2 separate regions of the Homo sapiens genome follow, and region 2 is linked to region 1. A link is an interaction called in ENCODE POLR2A ChIA-PET data of the cell type or tissue named here. Cell type or tissue: CD4-positive, alpha-beta T cell. All regions are shown on one strand. Links, peaks and the distances in the headings refer to the core of each region. The heading gives the core; the rest is flanking DNA. Region 1 overlaps STARD6 (StAR related lipid transfer domain containing 6). Region 2 holds the start of LOC124904306 (a long non-coding RNA gene).

The links. ChIA-PET counts read pairs that join two places held together with the same protein. Peaks named below come from ENCODE experiments on the same cell type or tissue, not always from the same donor. Only the 100,000 strongest peaks of a DNase experiment are listed, where the experiment ranks them.
Region 2: POLR2A ChIA-PET joins it to region 1 with 12 read pairs; 2 of 35 experiments call an interaction of 5 or more read pairs at or near these places.

What each region holds. Positions count from the first base shown.
Region 1 is chr18:54,323,757-54,333,871 of GRCh38, reverse strand. It overlaps STARD6 (StAR related lipid transfer domain containing 6), which reads left to right. Exons shown (of 8, transcript NM_139171.2): 6 at 2,013-2,130; 7 at 4,432-4,525; 8 at 8,997-9,380. The coding sequence ends at 9,180. Among named protein-coding and RNA genes, the nearest start is that of STARD6, 29 kb to the left of the region's middle. In CD4-positive, alpha-beta T cell, for the core only: no CTCF peak of the experiment used is centred there; no DNase peak of the experiment used is centred there.
Region 2 is chr18:54,242,342-54,252,456 of GRCh38, reverse strand. LOC124904306 (a long non-coding RNA gene) reads left to right here and starts at 3,746. Exons shown (of 2, transcript XR_007066378.1): 1 at 3,746-3,827; 2 at 4,643-5,337. RefSeq lists a silencer at 1,229-1,298 and enhancers at 4,204-5,090, 5,091-5,976. In CD4-positive, alpha-beta T cell, for the core only: no CTCF peak of the experiment used is centred there; a DNase peak (open chromatin) is centred at 5,176; H3K27ac peaks cover 615 bases.

The DNA of each region.
Region 1 (10,115 bases), core at 1,515-9,514:
GTTCTTTAAGTCTCCAACCTGCATTTCATTTATCAAAGCAAACAAAAATAAGTAAATAAATAAATAAACATCCCACATATCTGCCATCATATTATCATTTATTTAGAACTCTGTAATTTTACCTACTTTTATTAAACTCATCTTAAAATCTAGGAGAGAAGAGTTATAGAAAAGCCCATGAAGGTAAATCTGTTTCATCTTGTAGAAAGTCCTTGATCTTCATCTTGTAAATCAGTTTTATTTTGTAGAGAGGAAGTTCCTATCCACAGAAAACACATGTCCATGATCTTCTTGGGATTTGAACATTCAGTTTGAGAACCACTGGGCATCACAAATGAAAATCCAAAAATTTAACTATTTCATTCATCTTTGTATGATACTAATCATACAGTTTGATTAGCACTTCAGATATTTCTTTTTTTGAGACAGAGTCTCGCTCTGTCACCCCAGGCTGGAGTGCAGTGGCACAATCTCGGCTCACTGCAAGCTCCGCCTCCCAGGTTCACGCCATTCTCCTGCCTCAGCCTCCCAAGTAGCTGGGACTACAGGTGCCCGCCACCACGCCCGGCTAATTTTTTGTATTTTTAGTAGAGACAGAGTTTCACCGTGTTAGCCAGGATAGTCTCGATCTCCTGAACTTGTGATCAGCCTGCCTCGGCCTCCCAAAGTGCTGGGATTACAGGCGTGAGCCACCGCACCCAGCCCAGAAATTTCTATTGTTGTTGCAAGTCATATGTTATAATAGAAAGAATACTAGACGTGACATCCAAAAACCTGAAAACAAATTCAGAGAGATTATATGACTTATTCAAGGATGATGCAGCCAATATGTGATAGAACCAGGACTCGTACCTGGTCTCCTAATTCTAAATTAGAATTATTTTCCCTTTTTGTAAAGATTTGTAGTATTCATCTCCAGGAGTATGTTTTATTTACTTATTTATTTTTATAATTATTATTCTTTTTAGAGATAGGGTCTCACTCTCTTGCCCAGGCTAGAGTGCAGTGTTGTGATCAAAGCTCACTCTAGCCTCAAACTCTTGGGCTCAAGTGATCATCCTACTTCAGCCTCCCAAGTAGCTGGAATTACAGGCATGTGCCACCATGCCTGGTCAAGGATGTGTCTTAACTGCCTCCTCTTCAACCTACTGGTGAGGGAGAGATTCCCACTCTAGGGTTATGGGGATGGCCAAACACATAATACCCACCAATGGACAAGTGAGGTAGACTGAAGTTTATTAATCATTAATCACAGACCAAGGAGGGAGAACAAACTATGCCACACAGGGCAACATGGGAACAGGGTGAACACCTAGGGGCTGTGGGAGGTAGCCTTTGTGTCAACAGGGTAGGGTGAGCCCCAGTTCCTGTAGAAGAATGTGATTGACTTGTTTGAATGATTCCATGGGCCACCAGGGAACTGAAACCGCTCAACAGGGATAAATAGTAACTGTGCTGGTCCTGTTGAGAAGGAGGGTTGTTTGGCTAGGGGATCTTATCTGCAGGAATGAAGAGGGAAAGGAATGTGCAGTTAGGCCATTCAAGACCCTCCTGGTTTCACCCTATGCTGGTTTTACCAGCATACAACATTGGTCTTTAATGTTAGACCTTACACCACAGGGTGCTAAATCAATGTATTTTTCAGAATATATTACTTAGCCTATGTGGAGTAGTAGAAATAGTACTGTATGGGGAATCAGGAAACCTGGGTTCTATTTCTGTACTTATCTCTAGATGTGAATGTGATTTAATCTGTTAGGCTTCAATTTCTCCATCTAAAAATTGAAAGAGTAGATGATATCAAGATTGCTTCTTGAATTTTCTACACTCGTAGATTTAATGCTCCTTTAACACTCAAAATCCAAGCTGATTTGGTGACGAGATCTTAAAATTTCAAAGCCCTGCTTTTTCCAAATAGAGGCCAATCATATGCAATAAAATTTGGGGGGGAAACAATACAAAGAATAGATATTAAGTAACGTTTGTTATCTTTACGGTTTGATTTGTTGCAGGACACATTCATATGTCATACCATTACACAAAGTTTTGCCGTGGGCTCCATTTCCCCTCGAGACTTTATCGACTTAGTGTACATCAAGCGCTACGAAGGAAATATGAACATTATCAGTTGTAAGTTGAAACATTTTGCCCATATCTTGGAATTACTGCGAGCCATTAATAAATGTTTTCCCTTTATTCACAGCTTCAAAGAAATTATATTTTAATTATTTCCTTTTTAAATTTACTTAGTGGGATCAACAATTAGACGTATCATGTAGATATGCCTAGTGACACTCTGAAGGTGCCATTTATATAATGGTCAATATTTGCAACATCTCTTAGACTTTTGCAGCATATATCCTGTAGCACTGAGTATAGATAGATACTTGTAGCCTAAAACTTTGGGTATACATTTTTTAAATCCTAAGAAACAAAATTAATTGTCAGATATAATTTTATATTTGAATTGCTTATAATGCACATATCCAGTAACTGATAAAACTGTTAAAGAAATTTCCACTAGATGGCTCTTTACATAAATGTGCTTTTATTTCTTTTAGAAACTGCCGGTTTTGATGTATCCCTATCCCCACTCCCAAATATGTCATTCTGTAAAATGCAAATGTGTAATCATTTTCTAACTTGCATTATTGATGAGAACATACCATTTCATACCATACAGATCTATGGACTCAGATAACTTAAGATAACTCATGGTGAAGGAACTTGGGTATCACAGTGGCATAGAGCCCGTTTTTCTCTATAATTTGAATTAATTTCACCATTTCTACTTGGCACCAGGGACAACTACGTTTCGTTAATTATTATTTCCCAACAAGATTTCAGTTCCTCCGAGATATCTTTAGTACTCTACATTTCAGAGTTCAGACTAAGTCATAGCACTCATTCAAACCCAGTTAGCTCTTTCTGCAGCATACCACTAAGGGCTGATGTTCATAATGTTCATATATGTTTCGTTGTCTCATTTTTGAAATGAGGGCACATATAATGTATTCACTGCCTACAACATAAAATAGTTTGTCTGAACAGATCATAGATCTGTTATTTTCCACATTTTGAAAGCAGACCATTTCTATATAATTATTAGTGATCAGAGGGAAGCTAAAAAAAGAAGTAGAGGTTAAAATCAACAACTAGAGGTAATCAACCACGTGGTGCACAAATCACTACTCAATTTGCTTTTAAAAGTTTCCATTGAATGAATTTTCAATCAGTACTCATAGTTTTCTTAACATTTCTTTTTTTTTATCCTGCCCTGCACCTTGCTTTAAGCTAAATATTTTGCTTGCATTATCTCACTAGTGAGGAAACTGAAGTTCATGGAAATTAAGCAGTTAAGAAAGTAAGTTACATAGCTAATAAGTAGGTAACCCAGAATTAAAACTCAGATCTTTCTGATTTTCCAAAATAAGTGCTAACTACCACACCATATGCTTCATAAAAGACCCATACCTGTTTGTAGACTACAACAGATTTTTTTAAAGAAGACAAGCATAATTTCCATATTTCAAACAGGGAAAAAATCTTTTATAATAAGATCACTCTGGCAGTACTATTATAGGCTCTGTTAAGATAATGATATAAGTCATAAAAATGGAAAATTCATTCAACAACTCTAGTCTCCTTAGTGTTTTACATTGTATTTCCCATGGAATTGATTTGCTTTATGTTAAAATCATATCAGAAAATCCATCTTCTCTGACAAGAGCAGGATTCAGTTGCACAGAATAAACAAATATATCTTTTAAAATAGTTTTAGAAGAGTATATATATTATCATAAATGAAATCATAAACCACCCCCCTCTGCATTCACATAGAATACAGACACTAGGTTGCATAATTCTAAAATAAACTCTATTGATTTTTAGTTAGAGTTTGAAGTTAGCTACAGGGAATTGCAGAAGGAAGCATTTTAAAGTACCTTTACTGACAGACCATCTAACTACTTTGAATATTTTATTTAAAAAAAAAAACATGATTAACACAAAAATCTATGAACCCAGGACCCTAGCAGAATAGTATTCACCCAAAGCCAGTTAACAGTTTTCACTCAAACCCAGTGAGATTTAAGTTAGTTATCAGCATTAACTATTTTCTGAGATTTGAGCTATCTTTTGCTTCAAATCTCAGAAAATAGTTCAATGATACTTTTAACCATTTTTCTTGTATACAGAAGTTGACAGCATCTTTAGAAATAACTAGCAGGAAAAAGTTCAAGAGGACAATAGTGTTGATACTGGTATTTTCTCAATTTTGGCTTCACATGTGCAAATACACATTCACATATATAAAACTAATGTTAATGCTATTAACTAACTTAAATGCTATATGTTTCTAAAAATATGCTGCTGGAAATAGTTTTTCCTCTTTGTGAATAGGTTTCATTTTAATTTTTTAAAATCTCTTAGCTAAAAGTGTGGATTTTCCAGAATATCCTCCATCTTCAAATTATATCCGCGGTTATAACCATCCTTGTGGCTTTGTATGTTCACCAATGGAAGAGTAAGTGTTGTTTGCACTTATTTATTTTAACAGGTTTTTTTAGTTCAACTTGTGATTTAGTTTAAGATTGCTGGCTCATCAGTAGAAATATGTAGCAGCATATTCTGTTGCGGGAAAAAAACTTCCCCTAAATATGATTTTTAAAATAACTTCTTATAATCGTTTTCATTTTAAGTATAATCAGAATGGATACTTCCCTATAAAGTATGATCTGAGGTTTCTGAGAACAGTCAAACACACACAAACATTTCCCAGCAGTTAAGCTTCCTTGATGTTTTCTATTTCTCCATTAGAGTCATTTCTGTAAATTATTAAGGAACTTTTGTGAATTAAAAATAAACTTTCCTAGAATTATAGCACACTTAACATTTATCAGTAATGAATGTTTTACTTTGAATGAATTCTTCCCAATGGACTACCTACTAAGAGCAGATACCTGCAAAATGAGATCCAGTAGGTACATTCAGATAAAAAGAAAAGCCGAAGAAATCAGAGATGAGTCACTGCCTAAAGGTGGCCTTGGGATAAAATGGCAGCATAAAATATACTTATTTTGTAAAAGCATATACTCAAATTCAATGTATATCATTTCACAAGTTCCTTAAATTTTAATGTTTGCTAAATGATTTTTTATTAAGTAAAAGATATTGGCACGTGATAACAGATGTATTGGTCAGATATAAATGTCTCAGTACAAAAAAAAAAATGTATGTGAAGGAAGCCCAAATGAAATTAAATTTTGGACCTGTATTCCTTAACATTTCCTCTACTGAACTGGAAAACTAAAAAACCTCACAATTATTCATGTTAATGTATACGATTGTTGATGCAGATAATAATAATAACAATGTATGGTCTTTCTACCCATTTGTCAATTTTGAATCTATGGCCAAGACTTTATTCTCCATAGCAGGAGAAAACAAAACAAATGAAGGGTAATTACTCCAATTCAGCAAGGTAAATCAACTGCTGGCATGGACTAGAGTTGGAAAATTACACAGCTTAAAGTGTGCTTCACAGGCCAAGTCCCCTTCTTGCACCTTGTCAATGTAGAAGTGCACTCCAGTAAATATTAGAAAGGCTTTCTCATGTGTGTAAAGCCATTGTAAACACAAATAAAGATTTAAGACCATACAAACTACTAGTAAGGACAGTAGTTCCCCCATTTATCCATGGAGATACGTTCCATGACCCCAAGTAAATGCCTAAACCCATGGATAGTACCAAACCCTATGTATACACCATGGTTTTTTTAATCTCATAATCAAGAGGGCTACTAAGTGACTAACGGGTGGGTGGCCTATACAGCCTGAATACACTGGTAAAGGGATGATTTCACATCCTGGGTGGGACAGAGCAGGACGGTGTAAGATTTCATCACATTACTCAGAACAATGTACAATTAAAAGCTTATGAATTTTTCTTATTTCTGGAACAGGTTGACCTTGGATAAATGAAACTGCAGAAAGTGAAACAGAGTATAAGAGGGAACTACTCTGTTCTCGGTGTAGCCATTTGAGGCACTGTAAAAATAGTATAAACCCTGCATAGAGAAAAGTATAAGAAAATGGACGCTCACACTATTTGTTGGAAGGGTAGTCTCCCTTGAAAATTTTATAAAACTATATTCTCTCTTGCACATTTTTAAGTTGACATTAAAATTTTTCATAGGGATTACATTGATGAAAAGTAAATTACGTTGATGAAAAGTACAATTCCCAGCATGCGCTAAACATTGACATTTTTTAAAAAGCGGTTATACCATCCTTATAAACGTATCCAGTAGATTATAAATACCATAACTTGAAACCCACCATTAAATTATTCATTTCAAAATAAATACAACTTTTAACAGTCAGAAACTTTACATCATTCCTTTCCTCCTTGAACTCACATTTTTATTTTTCCCTCATATAATTTTATTCTAATAGAATATATTTTATGCTTTGAATTTTTTCGTAGTCATCCTAATTCTCTGTAAAAATGACATGTGTTTAAAGTTTTAAAATGTGTTTTATTTCCTATAACCATACTATCTAACAATTAAAAATATATATATGCCTTCTGGATTAAGTTGTTATCATTATATATTGATCAAAATTAAAAATGTTTGTATACAAATATTAAACATAATGCAAACTGTTATTAGAAACACATATTTTATTATTAGCAAAACTGAAATAGCACTTACTATGTGCTAGGCACTATTATAAACAATTTGTATATATTGACTCATTTGATCTTCAAAGTAACCCCATAAAGTAGGTAGTGTGACTATGCCCAATGGGCAGGAAAGAAAGTGGAAGCCCAAAGAGATTAACTATCTGAAGGTTACATATAGGTAATAGCAAAGCTCAGTTTCAAATCAAGGCAGACTAGTTCCTGAGTCCACGCTTTTAACCATTACACTCATTTCATTTAACTGTGGGTGTATATTACTGAAAAATAAGACAGCATTCAATATCAAGTCTACTACTGCTTTCATTTTAAGAAAATCAAAGAAAATTTATTAACATAAATGTGTTGAAATGGAGAGAGTATAATTCCAGCACTGTCATTCAATTAATTTTTGATTTAATAATAAATAAAAATAAAATTTGAGAATTATATAAAAATATTTTTTATTTTATTTTTATATAAAAAATTTATGAATTATATACCATAAATTATGTAGTAACCTATCATCAAAAAATGTTTATCATTAAAAAAAGACCTGGCCAAGCACAGTGGCTCACACCTGTAATCCCAGCACTTTGGGAGGCTGAGGCGGGTGGATCACCTGAGGTCAGGAGTTCGAGATCAGCCTGGCCAACATGGTGAAACCCCATCTCTACCAAAAATACAAAAATTAGCCAGGCATGGTGGCACAGGCCTGTAGTCCCAGCTACTCGGGAGGCTGAAGCAGGAGAATCGTTTGAACCCGGGAGGCGGGGCTTGCAGTGATCCCAGATCACTCCACGGCACTCCAGCCTGGGTGACAGAGTGAGACCCCGTCTCAAAAGAAAAAAAAAAAAAAAAAAGACCTGTCAGCTGACAACTCAATTAGATCCTTAAGTTTTACTGAAAAAAAAAAATGGCATGACTTGGAAAAGAATTTTTTCTCAACTAGCCACTAATCAGATTTTCCCTTTAGCATCTCAAAGATTTTTATATACCAAGGTAAAGCACCATAGTACCACTTAGTGTGGATAACAGGTATGCCTTTGTTGCATAAAGCAAGAGAAGGGCGATTTTGAACAGGCTGATAGGAAAGAAAAAGCCCACATCTCCAACAGAGACATATTTACAGATCTGATTACGGAAAAAATGCATATGGAAGTTAGAGATTGGAAAATTTATTCTCTTAAAAGTATTCACCCTTTCTGACCCCAGTGTGAAGATCAATGGGCTAGAATATAAAATACCACTTAGAGTGCAGTTTGGAATTAATGTGTCAAAAACCTTAATGCACAAACCTTTGACCTAGAAATTATAAGTATTTATAAAAGTGTAAATGGGGCTGGGTGAGGTGGGTCACACCTGTAATCCCAGCATTTTGGGAGGCCGAAGTGGGAGGATCGCTTGAGGCAAGGAGCTTGAGACTGGCCTTGGCAACATAATGAGACCCTGTCTCTTTAAAAAAATTTTAAAATCTAGCCAGGCATGATTGGGCACACCTGTAATCGCAGCCACTCAGAAGACTGAGGCTGGAGAATCGCTTAAATTCAGGAGTTCGAGGCTGCAGTGAACTAGAATCACGTCACTGCACTCCAGCCTGGGCAACAGAGTAAGACCCTGTCTCAAAAAAAAAAAGCATAAATGGATACATTACAAAGATATTTTATTGCAGCTTTACTTACAGTAGCCAAAAGTGAGAAACAACCTAAATGATAGTCAATAAAAGGACTGTTAAATAGAAAATGAAATACTGTCTGTAGCCATGAAAAACAGTTAAGTAGATTGTATGTACAGACACAGAAGGAAGTTCATAGTGTCCTATTAAGATAAAAATAAAACTAGTTGCAGAAAAATATCTCCATTAAAAAATAAAACTATATTTATATATGTGGGGAACATATTCATTTATGTACAAATGTATGCTGTTTTTGTGTATATATATAGAGAGAGAGAAAGATAGTCACGCGAAAATATAACAATTAAAACTGTAAACAGTGATTATCTCTGGGAAACAGGATAAGGGAAATGAGGGAGGGAAAATTTTCTTTAATTATGAAAAATTTATATTGTTTAAATTTTCATAATAAGCATACATTACTGTTAGAATTTTTTAAAGTCAATAAAATGACAAAAAGGAAATGGTGCCTAAAACTCAAGATTTTAAGAAATATTCTAGCCACTTAATATTTTTAAGTACAATTTTTAAGTATGTCAACGGTGAATAAGATAAGAATCCTGCTCTCCAAAAACCTGTAAAGTCAGTAGTTAAATCTAAAAATTTCTTATCTTTTTTTAACTCTTCTTTTGCTTACAGAAACCCAGCATATTCCAAACTAGTGATGTTTGTCCAGACAGAAATGAGAGGAAAATTGTCCCCATCAATAATTGAAAAAACCATGCCTTCCAACTTAGTAAACTTCATCCTCAATGCAAAAGATGGAATAAAGGCACACAGAACTCCATCAAGACGTGGATTTCATCATAATAGTCATTCATGATACCAAAAGAAGAAATGAGGCCGTTCTGCTATAAAATCATGTGTAGTAGTTATTGCTGTTTACTTCTAAGTCAACGCACATAAATAATACTGTTAAACTATTCTAGACAGTATTCTTGTACACATGGCTGAAGATAGTTCATAAAAATAAGAACTCATAGTTGTACAAGAATATGGCATTAAATACCGTTTTTAATCTCACGTAAGAATGATGTTAAATAAGTGTTATTAGTATATTTTTATCTTTTGCTTTTGTCCCTGTAAAATCCTCTGTATAAGGACCAATAAGAAAGCAGATACAGTCAGAGGTCAGCATTAACTAAAAGTTAAAATACATTTTAAATTGTTTTTCTTTCACTTACTGCTTAAACTGACAATTGTAGGAAACATGAACATAAAAATTGAAAAGAATTCCACTAAAATGTATGACCAATGACATTTAGAATTTTAAATGCAATGAGTCATCAAACAATTTCTGGTGTGGCCAAGATGCAATAGCCCATTCCTCCCAAGTCTTTCCTCTTAAAACTTAAAGACCCTGCACATAACACAATAAACAAGCATAGGAAAACTCAAGCATAGGTGGAAAGAATGCAGCAAGCTATCTATGGACGTCGGGACTTAAGGAATGACATTCAGTGAGTTCTCTGGGTTTCCTTATTGCCTCCCACATATCCCAGGTGGGAAAGAAACACACACACATGCACACACACACACACACACACACAACTGCATGCATGAAAAGCCTTCTCCTCCTAGTCATAGGACCAGGTGCCTAACAGAACAAAACACTTTTTTATAATGCCTACCCTACACCAGCCAAGCATCAACCTACAAACCACCCCCATGGTTTCAGTGTGGCAGAGCAAGGAGACACTTTTCTATCCTACCCACCCCTGTCCCACAGAAGCAGATGGTGGTGCCCTGACACACCCC
Region 2 (10,115 bases), core at 967-8,966, 81 kb after region 1:
TATAATGGTTATTGGTTTTAATGGCTATTACTTCTACCATAGAGATTGGCAACCATTTTCTATAAGGGCCAGATAATAAACGTCTAGGCCTTCTGGGCATAAGGTCTCTGATGTTTATCACAACTATTCTACTCTGCTGTTGTAAGTGAAAGCAGCCATAGAGACAAAATGTAAACAAATGGGTGTGTTTCATCAAGGTATTCTTTTTTTTCTAACCATTTAAACAATTTAAAAACCACTCTTAGCTCAGAGTTTCTACAGGAGCCAATGGCTGGGGGATTTGGCCCTTGGGTCTGATATACCACAGTTTCCCCCCAAACAACTGAAGCCTGTGAACTCATGCTTGAAATCAGCCTTAAAGGTCATCTAGTTCACTGGCTTTGGGAGGAAAAAAAATGTTTTGAAACAATGGGAACTTCAAAAAAAAAGTAAGTAAAAAAAAAAAAAAAAAAGGAATGCTTCTCCGGTTAAACGGGGACAGGGATGGAAGGCACGCCTGGCATACTTCCTGCTTTGCTGTTTTGGGCCCAAAATACTTTTCCAGAATCCACAGAAGAGTTTTTAAATCACTGATCTAGTCCAAAACCAATTTTTCCAAGAATAGTCCAAGACTGCATAGCTACTTAGAGGACAAATGTGAACCAGAATTCAAGTCCACTGATCTGTGTATGAAATACTACATGAAATCATGAAATTCTTCTCAGCTCTATTAAAAGTCTTGTAACATTGCTGAATGGCTTAATGGCTGTGCTCCTATCACTGCTTTTTTCTTTTACATTTGATTTTGAAATGATTCAGACCTACAGAAAAATTTTAAGAATAATGGAAAGAACTATCATGTATCCTTTACCCAGATTTATCACTCTTTAACATTTTGAGACACACACACAACACACACACACACAAACACAATTATTTTTTCTTAACTATTTCAGAATACATTTTGCACATCATGTCCTTTATTCCTTGGTATTTCAGTGTGTGCTTCTTGTGTCCTATCACTTTTTAAAGCTGTAATTCTGTAGGCACAAACTTTGTTTTTACTGCGATCTAACCATCAAGTTTATATCCTCTCCTAGTCTTACTTTTATCCAACGTGATACATGATATGTTTCTCATATGCTATTGCTTTTCAAATGTTTTTATGCCATTAGTTTTCTCATTAATTTTCACCTAGCTATGTAATGAGGGTTTCCCAGTTTTTCCTCTTTCCTCATAGCTTTGCTTCTCCAAACACCTCTGTACATTTTCGGTACATTTCCGGTAAGGGGGGAGTCATAACTGAATCATAACTGTGCTCCACACTGTAGCCTCAAACCTAACCCTCAGAGCTCAGCTGTTATTTTCCAAACCATTGTAATTACCCTCCTATTCATATTACAATAAAGCACTGGTTATTTTATTACTTTTATTTCTATTATTAACTTTGAGTTTAAGTGTAGTGTAGTTTCAGTAGTTAAAGGAAGTATCACTTCCTTTAGAAGTAATTCATGCATATAACTAATGATTCCAAGCAGTTATACTTCCTGTTGTGTGTGTTTTTGTGGCCTATGTAGAAATTTGCTGGAATCAGAGGATCTGAGTTTATGTTCCAGTCCTGCTATTTACCAGATAGGTAATTTTTGTTTTTTTTTTTTGAGGCGGAGTCTTGCTCTGTCACCCAGGCTGGAGTGCAGTGGAGCAATCTCTGCTCACTGCAACCTCTGGCTCCCAGATTCAAGGGATTGTCCTGCCTTAGCCTCCTGAGTAGCTGGGACTACAGGTGTGTGCCATCATGCCCAGCTAATTTTGTATTTTTAGTAGAGACGGGGTTTCACCGTGTTAGCCAGGATGGTCTCAATCTCCTGACCTCATGATCTGCCCACCTTGGCCTCCCAAAGGGCTGGGATTACAGGCGTGAGCCACTGCTCCAGTCCCCAGATAGGTAATTTTTACCAATCACCTTGAATTAGTCCATTTTCACACTGCTGATAAAGACATATCTGAGACTGGACAATTTACAAAAGAAAGGGAGATTTAAGGGACTTATAGTTCCATGTGGCTGGGGGGGCCTCATAATCATGGCAGAAGGTGAAAAGAATGTCTCACACGGCAGCAGGCAAGAGAAGAGAGCTTGTGCAGGGAAACTCCCCATTTTAAAACCATCAGATCTCATGAGACTTATTCACTATCACAAGAACAGTACGCAAAAGACCTGCCGCATGATTCAATTACCTCCCACCAGGTCCCTCCTGCAACACGTGGGAATTCAAGATGAGATTTGGGTGGGGACACAGCCAAATCATATCACACCTAATCTCCCGTAACCTTAGTTACCACATCTAAAATGATACCCAACCTATCTATCCTCTAAACTTCTGCCTTATCTATTTCAGGAATTCTTGTGAGGAAAAAATAATAAAGTAAATGTGAAAGGGCTTTATAAGAAATGCCAAAATATTTAGAAACAGTAGATATCCAAGTATGCAGAATGTGGAAGGGATCATAGAGATTATCCAATTGAACTGGGTAATTATTTTACAGATAAGGAAACTAAAAACCAGAAAGAACTCACTCACAATTCTAACTCTTGGGCAGAATCAGGTTTTCTGGTTCCTAGACCAGTACTTTCTAACTTCAGCAAACTGTCTTCCTAGGCAGAGTCCACTTCTTGGTGGCTCAAGTTTATCCTCTCCATATCATGGTTTGATATTGTAAAGAACACAAACACAAGAGCCAACTATTTTTTTAAGCACCCACTGTAGAGAGTTTAAATAAATATAAAATTTAGAAAAAGCTAGATTATTTAAAGAAAATACACAAGAATTGTAGGTGGCTTCGAATTATATTTAACATTATTTGAAATATGCCAGGACATTATTTGAAATATGCCAGGACATTATTCTTGTCCACTGAAGTGCAGGTTTTATAAAAGTGTCAACAACCAGGATCTATATTGAGCTTGTACAGATTAACCTTTAGTTCAAGGTCAGTAAGTGGCCAATAAAAGCTGCCAATAATATTATCTTTTTTCAATTGACTTCATTATAAGATGTTAAAATAGTATAACAGGTTAATAGCAGAATAGTCATGCCTGAAACCCATTTCAGTATTGATCTGAAAATTTAGACTTGCAATTATTGAAGAGGATGCTGTCATAACTAGTAGATGAAATAGGCAACAAATTAATTTGTCTATAGTGTTAGGTGTTGGAAGAATATTCTCTTTGACATTGGGTTGAATCTACTCTTTAGTGCATTCAAACAGATCTCATTGATTGAATATAAGTAGGTTAAAAGATTGGCAAGACTTGAAGTCCACAAATCTGAAAAGGTTTTTGAACTGTTCTGATAGCAAAAGTCTTTTACTGTATGCCCTATTTAATTCAAACCTTTTATTCACTTGAATTATATAAGGAGATATTAGTAGACTTCAATCAGAGAAAAGACTGCAGTTTACAGAGTTCAAGGCAGTTGTCTTAAGATGATAGAATTGAAAAGGCCTCCAAAATGTCTGTCAGATATAGAACCTTCATAATCTCAAACACCAGATTAACCCTACTGTCAGGGAAGGTTTGAATGGCCAGATCCAGGATTTTATAGATACTTTTATAGGTAATAAATTTATGATAACACTAAAAATTATCGAATTCTCAGATGGCCTCGTGTGAGTTTGTACCTCTAGCTGGCTAACTAATCATAACATTTTTTTTTTTTTTTTTCCGTGACAGAATCTAACTCTGCCACCCAGGCTAGAGTGCAGTGATGTGACTTTGGCTCACTGCAATCTCCACCTCCTGGATTCAAGCCATTCTCCTGCCTCAGCCTCCCAAGTAGCTGGGACTACAGGTGGGTGCCACCATGCCTGGCAAATTTTTGTATTTTTTAATAGAGACGGGGTTTTGCCATGTTGGCCAGGCTGGGCTCCAACCCCTGACCTCAGGTGATCCACCCATCTCGGCCTCTCAAAATGCTGGGATTACAGGTGTGAGCCACTGTACCCGGCCAGTCATGAAATTTTAAACTTTAGAAGGATAAAGTCAGTTTTGAGGTTTTTACTGATCTGTTTTTAAATATCTGGAGAAAATTTCAGGAACGAATCAATATAATTTATAATGTTGATATAATTTATAATTTTATAATGTCAAAGACAGTATTGTTCCAACACCCATGGGTATTTTGGATGTGCCTCCAGCTTATGATTTTCAATCAGAACATTTAAATTATTTTATTTTTATATTTAATGATTCCCTTACCCCCCCCCACGCACAAATCTAAAAGGAACATGTTCATCAATTATAGAGGTTATGTTCCTGAACGGGACTGTGGTTGGCAAAACTATTATTGCTAAGATCATGATCACAAAGAATATACAGTTTTAAGGGGAAAATGTATGCCATAAAAATATTATATGCATTTTTAACTCAGTAAATTAAAGGAGACGTCGTCTGCTTTTGAAACAAACCAGATTTGCTGGCATCCATACCTGCTCTGGTATTTTCCCTGAGTCACCTTTATCAATTCTTCAAGGAAAAATTTCTGAGCTTCTCAGGTTAGCATCATGTTATCAGACTATAGCTCTATTTAATGCTTTTGAATCAGCCCTTTCTGCCTTGAAATTTACTGTTTCTTTGACTTATGCTTTCCTCTGTTTCCTGTCTCAGCAAATGCCTGTGTAACACCCAGGCTTTTTACAAGGTATCTAAATACTTAAGTATTGAACGAGACAGGAGGGAGTCTGATCTTGAAGACATCTGCAAAGAAGGTGGGACAACAAACAGAGTTCTTCATTAACTGCGTTTCCGCTGAGCTGAGCAAGTCGGCCACGAAGGGAACAGAACAGCCATGTGTTTACATAAGTCAATCACAGCGTTTTATTTTTGTTGTTGTTTTTTAATCTCAAAGCCATAGTTAAAATCCCCTCCAGATTCTACTAACTCAGAAATAGACCCAAGAAGGTAAAAAATGTTTTGATTCTCAACTTTATTAGCAGTAAAAGTGGTTATGGAGGGGAAAAAGAAGTTTTATCCTGAGGTCCCCTTCCTACATCTCTCATAGCTCTACCCATGGTGAATTGGAAATGAAGAGCCCCATGTGAACAGCAAACCTGATTCTTCCACTTAGTGGCAGGGTGAGAAGCTGCTTCTGAGAGAACAAAGGCCTGTCGGGGCCTGCAGGAGGCCGAACACACCTGCCAGCTTACTGATGAGAACCTGAAGCAGAGTCAGCCCACAATGCCTCGGGGGAGGAAACCCAGAAAGGATTCTAAAGGCTGGGCCACAGCACCATTAACCCCACAATAGCCTTACGATTGTCAGACTCTCCTCCTTTCACTAATTAAATAAACATCTGTTCTTGCCTTGGGGAAGAACAAAGATGGGGGGTGGGGCTGTGGAGAGACAGAGAGAGAGAGAGAGAGAGTGTGTGTGTGTGTGTGTGTGTGTAAATACAGCGTCTCTGAAAGAGGAGAACAGAACTCTTCATTATTCAAATGGTAAAGACCAAAAGGGTTTAAAAACTATCCCCTCTTTAGGTTGATTTTTTGTAGAGACAGGGTTTTGCCCTGTGGGCCAGGCTGGTCTTGAACTCCTGGGCTCGAGAGATCTGCCCACCTTGGGGCCTCCCAAGGTGCTGGGATTCCACACCCGGCCCTGAAAAGACGCTTAACATTACTAGTCATCAGGGAAATGTAACTTAAAATCACAATGAGATGCCAATACACACACCCACTGAAAGGCTAAACTTTTTTTTTTTTTTTTTGAGACAGAGTCTCCCTCTGTCGCCCAGGCTGGAGGCTGGAGTGCAGTGGCATGATCTTGGCTCACTGCAACCTCTGCCTCCTGGGTTCAGGTGATTCTCCTGCCTCAGGAAAGTCTCAACTCTTTTAAAAAAAAAAAAAAAAAAACTGACTCTACCACATGAAGATGAGGATATGGGGCAACTAGAACACTTAGACACTGTTGGTGGGAATGCAAAATGGTGCAGTGACTGTGGAAAGTTGTTGGTAGTTTCTTTAAAAGTTCAATATACATCTATTATGTGTCATTCCTCTTCTAGGTATTTATCCAAAAGAAATGAAAACATATGCTTGTATAAAGATTGCAAATATTCATTGCAGGCTTTTTAGCAATAGTCAAAAACAATCCAAATGTCCATCAATATATGAATAGATATATTGTGGTACAACCATGTAGTTAAATACTACTCAACAATAAAAAGGAACAGAGTATTGATGTTCACTGTTTACCACAACATGGATAAATCTTAAAATAAGTTGCTGAATGAAGGCTGGCATTGTGGCTTATGCCTGTAATCCCAGTACTTTGGGAGGCTGAAGTGGGAGGATTGCTTGAGTCCAGGATTTAGAGTTGGAGACCAGCCTCGGCAACATAGTGAGACTCTATCTGTACAGAAAAAATTAGCCAGTCATGGTGGTACTCACCTGCAGTCCCAGCTACTACTCAGGCGGCTGAGGTGGGACGATCACTTGATCCTGGGAGGTCAAGGCTTCAGTGAGTTGTGATTGCACCACTGCACTCCAGCCCGGGTGAAAGAGCAAGACCCTATCTCAAAAAAAAAAAAAAAAAGAAAGAAAAGAAAGAAAGAAAAAAAGTAGCTGAATGAAAAAAGTCAGGCCAAAAAAAAAAAAAAAAGTACGTACTGTATAATGCCATTTATGTAGAAGTCTGGAACATGCTAATTAATCGATGGTTACAGAAGGCTCAGTGGCTCTCTGGAGAAGGGGTTGGAGGCAGGGAAGCATTGCCAAGGGGCAAAGGAAACTTGAGGCTTATGAAAACGTTTGTTACCTTGACTATGGTATGTATATATGTTAAGACTGATCAAACTGTACTCTTTAAATGTGTTTGGTTTGGTGTACTTCAATTATACCTCAATAAAATCGAAAACAACAACAACAAAATACATTGAAAAAGCTAGCACTTCAGGATCTTTCAATTTAGGTCCTTTCCTGGCCCCATTGCAGAGGAGGAATCTTTGTCACTTATACCAAGGAATCTACTTTGTTTTCTCTGTTTGGAAAATTGTATCATGAACATCTTGAAGCCTACAGTTGACTAAAACTATAGCTGACAGTCAAGACTAGACCTTGTCTGATAAAATGCATATAGTCAGCTCTTGGTGGTAGGAGAGTTATTTATTCAGATGTATGGCTTAATCAGCCACACAAGATGGGTTATCATGTGTCACTGTAGGAGAATATGAATGTGATCCTAAGTGGGTTCAAAAAACCTGTAGGTTAAAGAGGTGACGTCAGCAGTCCTGTTATCAGACTAGGTAGATATGGTCAAATTATAAAATAGCGCTGTAATCGAAGGAGGAATTGAATGTAATTATTACTTGATGAGACTCCTGAATTTCTTAGATTCATTTACCAGCTACAGGTCCAGGCTTCCCAATACACTACTATCATTGCTCAAATTGTTTTGTGGCTTTCAAATGTTTTTCAGGCAACAGACCCTTTAGTCAAGCAAAATTTCCAAAATCTCACTCAAAACACCCACCTCAGGCCGGGCGCGGTGGCTCACACCTGTAATCCCAGCACTTTGGGAGTCCGAGGTGGGCTGATCATGAGGTCAGGAGATCGAGGCCATCCTGGCTAACACAGTGAAACCCCATCTCTACTAAAAATACAAAAAAAAAAAAAAATTAGCTGGGCGTGGTAGTGGGTGCCTGTAGTCCCAGCTACTCGGGAGGCTGAGGCAGGAGAATGGCGTGAACCCGGGAGGCAGAGGTGGCAGTGAGCCAAGATCGCGCCACTGCACTCCAGCTTGGGCGACAGAGCAAGACTCCATCTAAAAACAAAAACAAAAACAAAAAAAAACACACACACACACCTCAATCACCACCCCGCTGTGCATAACAGAATAATTTTATGACTATGTATTTACTTTGTAATCCTTAATAAAAATAATGTAACTAGAGAATAATGGCCACACGATTTCCCAAGGAGAGTTTGTGGATGACCGTTGGTGATGTATCAGCATCAGCATTCATTTCTATATCTTGTCTGTGTGAAATTCCAGATTCACACAAACAAGAAGTTCCAAATGGTGGTGGTTGTTTCTCTTTTTTTTTTCTTTTTTTTCACCAGTGCCAGTTGAAAACTGAGTATACTCTTCAATTAAACTGATTCAGAAGCTTGAGAGGATGACAACAAATATTTGCCTCTAAATTGAATTACTAAGGATATCTAACAATTGATTTCATTCCTTATAAAAAATTTCGGGGAAGAAACACAAAAATTTAAAATAAATGTCAAACTGATCTAATGTGAAAACATCACAATTCAATATGCTGTACATTTACTTGTTACTGATAATTCACAATGGTACCCACATGTTCTAAGAGTGTTTTTAGTTGTACAATTTTATGTGTTCAGACATGCAAAAACCTAAATTAAAATTGACGAGAAAAAACAAAAAGCTAAGTCAGAACAGTCAATAACCATTAAAGCAATACAAAAACTTTGGCCAGGCTCGGTGGCTCACACCTGTAATCCCCAGCACTTTGGGAGGCTGAGGCGGGTGGATCACCCGAGGTCAGGAGTTCAAGACCAGCCTGGCCAACATGGCAAGACCCTGTCTCTACTAAAAATACAAAAATTAGCTGGGCATGGTGGCGGGCGCCTGTAATCCCAGCTACTCAGGAGGCTGAGGCAGGGGAATCGCTTGAACCAGGGAGGCGGAGGTTGCGGTGAGCCGAGATCGCGCCATTGCACTCCAGCCTGGGCAACAAGAATGAAACTCCGCCTCAAAAAAACAAAACAAAACAAAACAAAAAAAACCAAACACTTTAAATATATTAATCCAGATGGTAGAAAAGTTGTGGTGGTCAGAATCGTACGTGTGACCCTGAAAAGCTATAGATTTTGTATACTCCCCTCCCCTTTGAGTGTGAGCAGAACCTTTAAATAACTTTCAACGAATAGAATATGGCAAAAGTGGTGGGCTATCACTCCTGTGATTACATTATGTCAGCTGGCAAAGGTAAAGAAATTTTGCAGATGTAATTAAGGTCCCCAGTTAGTTGGCTTTATGTTAATCAAAGGGAAATTATCCTTAGTGGGCCTGATTTAACCAGATGACCCCTTTCAACAAAGGGTATCCAGATGGAAGTCAGAGGCTCTCCTGCAGGTCTTGAAGAAACAAACCATCAAGAATTCTATAGCTAGCTGGCCGGATGTAGTGGCTCACATCTGTAATCCCAGAACATTTGGAGGCTGAGGCAGGAGGATTGCTTGAGTGCAGGAATTTGAGACCAGCCTGGGCAACATAGTGAGACTCTGTCTCTACAAAAAATACAGAAATTAGCTGGATGTGGTGGCTGTGCCTGTAGTCCCAGCTCCTCGGGAGGCTGAGGCAGAAGGATCTCCTGTGCCGGGGAGGTTGTGGCTGCAGTATGCTGTGATAGTGCTATTGTACTCCAGCCCCAGTAACAGAGTGAGATCCTGGCTCAAAAAAGGGGGTTCGGTAGCTGCAAGGAATGAACTGTGCTAACCACCACATGTGCTTGGAAGAGGAGTCTGAGCCTCAGATGAGACTGTAGCCCTTGTCAATACCTTCAATACACCCAAGAGCATAATATTCAGAAATGAGACTGATGGCAATGGCAGGCCGTCCAGAGCGGCTGCTACCATCATGCTGGTTGCAGCAGGGAGGCACGAGCAGTGGCAGCAGCGGTGGCTGTGGGAGCAGCAGTAGTGGCGGTGGGTGCTCTGTGCCCCGCATTTCCGACGCAGCCAAATGTGCCACCCCTACCTCGCACAGCTGGGCAGGACCTGCTCCCAGGTCTGGAGCCTCCACCGTGACCTCAACCTCACTGCCCGCTGCATCCCAGGAGCCCACGAGCACCCAGCTGAGGGCGCAGCCGGGACTCACAGGGCCAGCCCTGGAAGCACTGGGTTCATTTGTGTGGGGATGGCCGGGGCCAACGCACTGCGGGGAAAACGTGAAGAGAAGGCACCGCCAGGGCTGCACGGGGTTCCACTGAGCCTGCTGGAGCCGGGGACAAGTGGAAGCTGCGCCGCTTCTGAGTTGGTGGGGCAGGAGCTCCCCAGGTGCGCCTGCAGCCGCTCAAGCCTTCTGTGACCTGAGCACCCCTGTTCTCTTGGGAGCC